Linked DNA regions of Homo sapiens: region 1 is linked to region 2. The links are chromatin loops, found by intact Hi-C in ENCODE. Cell type or tissue: A673. All regions are shown on one strand. Links, peaks and the distances in the headings refer to the core of each region. The heading gives the core; the rest is flanking DNA. Region 1 overlaps EVX2 (even-skipped homeobox 2). Region 2 overlaps ATF2 (activating transcription factor 2).

Region 1 (2,908 bases), core at 300-2,799, 970 kb after region 2:
CCGTCTCTCCTAATGACTTCCCTTAGCGGGTTGTTAGTACTTGACAGCAGGTCTCCGTGCGGGGAACTTTTCTCCAATTCCACATTCAAAGGAGGTCCATCAGAGAGCATGATTGGCAATTTTCGTCATAATCTGCACATTATTAGCATCAAACTTGACGTGGCAGTTAACACTAGTGGGTTTTGATGTACCTTTCTTCAAGTTCAAGGAAACCCCTCCAGTAGCCGGGTTGGCAGAGCGGGTCTCAGCAACCCAGCGGTGGCTTTGCAGAGGCGAAGGCGCAATAGACATGCGTGAGAAATATGCCAAGAACCATTTCACCCGAGGAAAAGGAAAGCGAGGAGAGAAGGGGACGAGGGACATAGAGAGTTCTAACTTAGAAAAGTGTCTAAGGAAATGCTTTAGGATAATATTAATATATCTAGAGATTCAAGTATTTCCCAGATCGAGTGGAACCCGGTAGTTGGAAAACTGAGCTGAAAACGCCTCTCCAAATACTACAGCGATCTATCAGTCTTACCCCTACCCCAACTCCCTTCCTTTCCCTTCCCTGGCCGTGGCAACCTCTTTTGCCATCACTTTTTGCATAAAATATGCAAGATGCTTCCATTCCATCAGCACTGAAACCAAAGACCAAAAGAGAGAAAGGTGTTGGACCGAAAAGGAGGCGGCGCAACGGCCACCCCTTCCAGCACCTCGGCTTTGTCCTTCCCGGGGAAGGCGGCCACATCCCTACCCGCCTTGCTCCTGAACGTAGTAAACAATCTCACAAACAACCACCGCTGCCCACGCTCTCCATCCGTCCTCCCGGCCTTATCAGACCTCCGTTCTCCCGCACTCTTCGGGCAGGGTCCCTAATAAGCTCAGGCTGAAAGAACGTTTGCCACCTCCCCCACCCTCGTTGAAAGAAAAGGAAGAAAAACAGCAGCAGCGAGAAACCTCCGGGGCGACTCCTCCCCCGCCCCCAAGCACCAGCGCACAGCATCCCCCTCTGTCTTTGTTGTGGTTCTCCGTTGCTTCGGGCCACGCCGTTCAGCCAAGCAACCCGGACCTGAGAGTGCACAGCCAGGACTAGCTTAGGGGGCGAGGGGTTGGTCTTTGGGAAACCAAGCGCTCAGGACAGAGGTGGAAAGTGGGTCCCGGGAGCCAGAAAAGAGAGAGAAGGGCAGACGGCTGGGTGGCAAATACAAAAATAGAAATAATTTAGGGGGATGCCCGCCAGGCTTTTGCGCCTGCTCCTTCTCCCCCAATTCGGAGCAGGTTCCCTTCGGCCTCCCGCGCCCCGGGGCGCCCCCTGGCGGCAGCGGCAGCAGCGGGCAACGCGCGGAGGGCTCAGGGGGCGCACAGGGGACTCCCGGGCACACTCAGAGAGGCGGGCGCGGCCCCCTGGCGGTGGCGACGTAGTTATCTGGTGAGCGGAGCCTCGTCCCTCTGGTCCGGCGGGCTCACGGCCGTCTTACTAAGCACCGCGGCCGAGTAGGGCAGGAAGCCGCTCTCGGAACGCGGCGCCGCCGCGCTGCAGCCGAAGTCCGAGCCTCCCCCGGCCCCGGCGCCCCCGCCGCCGCCGCCACCACCACCACCGCCGCCGCCACCGCCACCCCGGGAACCCAGGGCTGCGGCAGCTGCTGCCGCGGCTGCCGCCGCCGACTGACTGCTGTGGCAACTGAGGCACGAGCAGGGTGCAGAGCCGCCGCTGGGGGGCGCGCCGGCCGCCGCCGCCGAGGAGGCCGCAGCCGCTGCGGCTGCCGCGGCTGCCGCGGCAGAGGCCGCGCTGTTGAGCCCCGCGGCGGCCGCGGGAGCCTGGTAGAGACCAGGGTGGCGGAAGCTACACAGCAGCTCCGGCCGAGAGTAGGGGTGCGAGAGGGCGCGGAAGGTGTCCAGTGGCCGGATGGAAGTAGCGAAGGGCGACGAAGCCGCGGCCGCCGCGCCTGAGGCTGCAGCCGCGGCCGCCGCCGCCGTGACGCCCACGTGCGGGTAGTAGTGCAGCGGCACGTGCGAGTGGAAGGGGTAGGGCAGGCTTCCGGTGGCGGCCGCGTGCGTCATCATGTAGGTGTAGAAGCTGGGGTCGGCTGGGTGCGGCCAGGACATGGCCAGGCGCTGCCGCTTGTCCTTCATGCGCCGGTTCTGGAACCACACCTGCGGGGAGAGACGCGCCGCAGCCTGGGTTAGGGAGCGCCCCGTGTTCCCAGCTCCTGTCCCAGGACCTCTGCCCCTTCCGGACCTCTGAATGGCTTGGTCTACTTCTCTCCGACCAAGCCCAACCCCGAGTACCCTGTGGTCTCCCAGCTGGGAAAGTGTGGACGGCAGTGTGTGGACCGCCGTGGGCACACCGTCCTCAACGAAGAGGGTCCTCTCCCCCGCGTCCGGCTGCTGCTGCTCCTCAGGCTTTTATTCCCTTACTTCTTGCTGCACTTTTTTGTCCCAATCCAACCTTTCCTCTCCCTCCCGCCACCCACCAGTGCCGGTCTCGCTGAGCACCCGTCTCTCAATCCCAGGATTTGTACGGGGATTCTGGGCAGCCTTTGAAGAGAGGCTGCCGCTCAGCTTTTCTGAGAGGTCGCCGCGCGAAGTCTTGAGCCCTCCGAACTGCAAGGACCTGCCCCTAGGGGCACGGGTCCGATTTTGATATTGAAGGGATGATTTTGTTGGAATCGTTTGCCTTAAATGAGTGGGTAGAGCAATGTCTCCATAAACGGGGAAGGGGACGTTTCCACCCCTCCCAACACTATCTAATAAAGACATCATTCGTCACAACTCTAAATTAAAGAAAGCCCGATCAAACCAGAGGGAGACTTCCACACTCCTCCCCTACCCCGTGGAGATTTTTTCTTTTTTCTGCAGTGTCGAACGCTCCATGAAGGGCTCACCAAATCGCCTAACCTCCCGGCTATCTCTCCCAGACGTATAA
Region 2 (2,908 bases), core at 115-2,614:
ATATGTAAGTTTTATTGCTAAAACAGGGTGTCCTGTGCAAATTTCTGACTGATTGTCTGCACTAATGGAGAATAGCAGTAAAAATTTTTCAGGCCGGGTGTGGTGGCTCACGCCTGTAATCCCAACACTTTGGGAGGCTGGGGAGGGGGGATCACGAGGTCAGGAGTTCGAGACCAGTCTGACCAACATGGTGAAAACCCGTCTCTACTAAAAATACAAAAATTAGCCAGGCATGGTGGTGCACACCTGTAATCCCAGCTACTCAGGAGGCTGAGGCAGGAGAATTGCTTGAACCCAGGAGGCGGAGGTTGCAGTGAGCTGAGATTGTGCCACTGTACTCCAGCCTGGGTGAGAGAGCGAGACTCCATCTCAAAAAATAAATAAATAAATAAATTCAGCTCTGCAATATGTTTTAGCATGTAAAAATTTGTATTTAGTATAGTGCCTAGCAAATAACTGAAGCAAATAGAAGGTGTCTAATAACTACTAATCTATTGATTTCCTAAGGATACATTAATTAATTGCTGTTGTTAGCCCTATTATGATATAGAACGTTAACATCTACCCAATTAATCGATGTTATTAATTAACTGACATTATTGTATTATAACACAGCAAGGAGAATTACACTGATTTTTATTTTATTTTATTTTATTTTTGAGATGGAGTTTCACTCTGTCACCCAGGCTGGAGTGCAATAGTGCGATGCTGGCTCACTGCAACCTCGGCCTCCCGGGTTCAAGCAAATTCTTGTGCCTCAGCCACCCGAGTAGCTAGGATTACAGGCATGCACCACCACGCTCGGCTAATTTTTGTATTTTTAGTAGAGATGGGGTTTCACCATGTTGGCCAGGTTGCTCTCGAACTCCTGACCTTAGGTGATCTGCTCACCTCAGCCTCCCAAAGTGCTTGGGATTACAGGTGTGAGCCACTGCGCCCGGCCCTGATTTTCTTTAAAAATAGAATCGTCAGATCTTCTACTAAGAAAATTAGAACGTTTATAGGATTTAGGGTTAAGAAGTACCCCAGAAACCAAAGCTTAATCTTTTTATTTTACAGATGAGGAAATGCAATCTCAGGAAAGTTACAGTTGCTTAATTAAAGGTAGTGAATAGTGGAGTTAGGATTAAAATTAAAATTAAAATACACATCTAAACATTAATTTAATAGCATCCAAACAGCACAACAGAAAAAAATGGTTTTATCATGTTTGCTAACTTGTACACTATTTCAGAATTCTTTTTAATACTGTTAAAACCACTCATCATTATTAGCAGCACTGCCTTCAGATGATCACATCTAGTTTCAGATGTAATACTCCTATTTTCCACTAGGAGGAGAAAAAGCCACAAGAAAAAGCCAGACAAACAACAAGTGACAAGAAACAGAACTTCTAATCTGCCACTAATTTTAAAGTATCACTAACTACTCACTATGCTAAAGGAAGATTTCTTTTTTCAAATTTTGTGGTTTATCTATAGTATAAAACAGTCCGTAACTTTATAAAAATGTGATCTAAATTGTGCATTTGAAGCAGGCTTTAGTGAAAACATTAATTCAAAACAGCCTCAAGCAATGTACAGAACAAATAAAATCTGGCTTACCATTTTTGCTTCTGACTGTACTGGTTGGGGAGAGGAAGGACCTGGGATTCCTGGAACACTAGGCACCATGGTGACTGGTCGAACGAGCTATGCATGACATAAGGAAAAATAATTGCTAGAGAATATATTCAAAATGAGATTTGTACTTTACTGCTGTTGTAATAATTTGAGACTTTAAGAATCAGAACATTGTAAATTTATCACCAGCTGATTTTATCTCTATACCAAATCCTTATTTGGTCTTATATCCTGACTTATCCTTCAAAAGTTGTCAATTTCTGAGACGTGTGCTTTCCTAATTTTCAGTTTCTACAATTTCTTTCTTAATGGTCCCTGTTAGAAATTCATAATATTCAAAGTGATTAATGCAAAAATTCTCAAAGATCTGTCAAACTTCCATTTTGAATATGAAAGGAAGAATGTCAAAACTTGTGACACTTAGGCATAAAAAATAATTTCAACAATGAATTTTGCTTTTCTAAAAATATATACAATGAATTTTCTTATACATACCACATAATAACAAATAACACACTGTAATAATTTCTGAAATAATCTGTAACAGGTTTTACCATTTTGGTTTTTTCCTTTTTTTTCTTAAACCTAACACTGAGTGAACACAGTTACTGTATAAATAAAGCATATCTTTTCTTTCATTTCCGGTTGCTTTCATCACTAGGTACATGTAACAGGATAATCAGAATCTCAAAAACAAGGCAAGAATGTTTCCCTCCTCAAAAAAATATTCTCAGTAAAGAGGAAGCAGATACCTTATATCTGAGTCCTTACAAAGTCTCTCAAATAATGCATTTTGAACAAAGTTCTTTTTAAAGAAGGCACATTATCTTGAAATTACGTCAATCAATGCTAATTTTGGATAGTTTGAAAGATCACGTGGAAGAATTAGTTAATTAAAAAAAGATATAAATATCAAACATTAATCCTAGTAATATTCTTGGGGGTAATCTCACCGAAAGTGTTGGAATGTTACTATAAGTAAGCTTTTAAAAATAAGTTTTATTTTTTATTATTTTTGAGACAAGGTCTTACTTTGTTGCCCAGCCTGGAATGCAGTGGTGCAATCTCGGCTAACTACAGTCTCAACCTCCAGGCTCAAGTGATCCTCCCACCTCAGCCTTCTGAGTAGCTGAGACTACAGGTGCTTCCATCACAACTGGCTAATTTGTGTTTATTTTTTGTAGAGATGGGGTTTTGCCATGTTGCCCAGCCTGGTCTTGAACTCCTGGACTTAGGCAAGCCACCCACCCTGGTCTCCCAAAGTGCTGGGATTACAGGCATGAGCC

The links. A loop is a pair of places that touch in the nucleus more often than their neighbours do. Peaks named below come from ENCODE experiments on the same cell type or tissue, not always from the same donor. Only the 100,000 strongest peaks of a DNase experiment are listed, where the experiment ranks them.
Region 1: it touches region 2 in a loop (6-fold over the local background); 6 of 110 quality-filtered maps call a loop at or near these places.

Annotation. Positions count from the first base shown.
Region 1 is chr2:176,078,703-176,081,610 of GRCh38, forward strand. It overlaps EVX2 (even-skipped homeobox 2), which reads right to left. Exons shown (of 3, transcript NM_001080458.2): 3 at 1-2,136. The coding sequence ends at 1,405. Among named protein-coding and RNA genes, the nearest start is that of EVX2, 3.8 kb to the right of the region's middle. RefSeq lists an enhancer at 213-854. In A673, for the core only: a CTCF peak has its summit at 1,316 (motif pointing left); DNase peaks (open chromatin) are centred at 1,369, 1,699, 1,989 and 2,499; H3K4me3 peaks cover 2,134 bases; H3K27me3 peaks cover 1,877 bases.
Region 2 is chr2:175,109,964-175,112,871 of GRCh38, forward strand. It overlaps ATF2 (activating transcription factor 2), which reads right to left. Exons shown (of 14, transcript NM_001880.4): 10 at 1,605-1,691. Among named protein-coding and RNA genes, the nearest start is that of MIR933, 56 kb to the right of the region's middle. In A673, for the core only: CTCF peaks have their summits at 1,340 and 1,544; a DNase peak (open chromatin) is centred at 1,348; H3K27ac peaks cover 415 bases.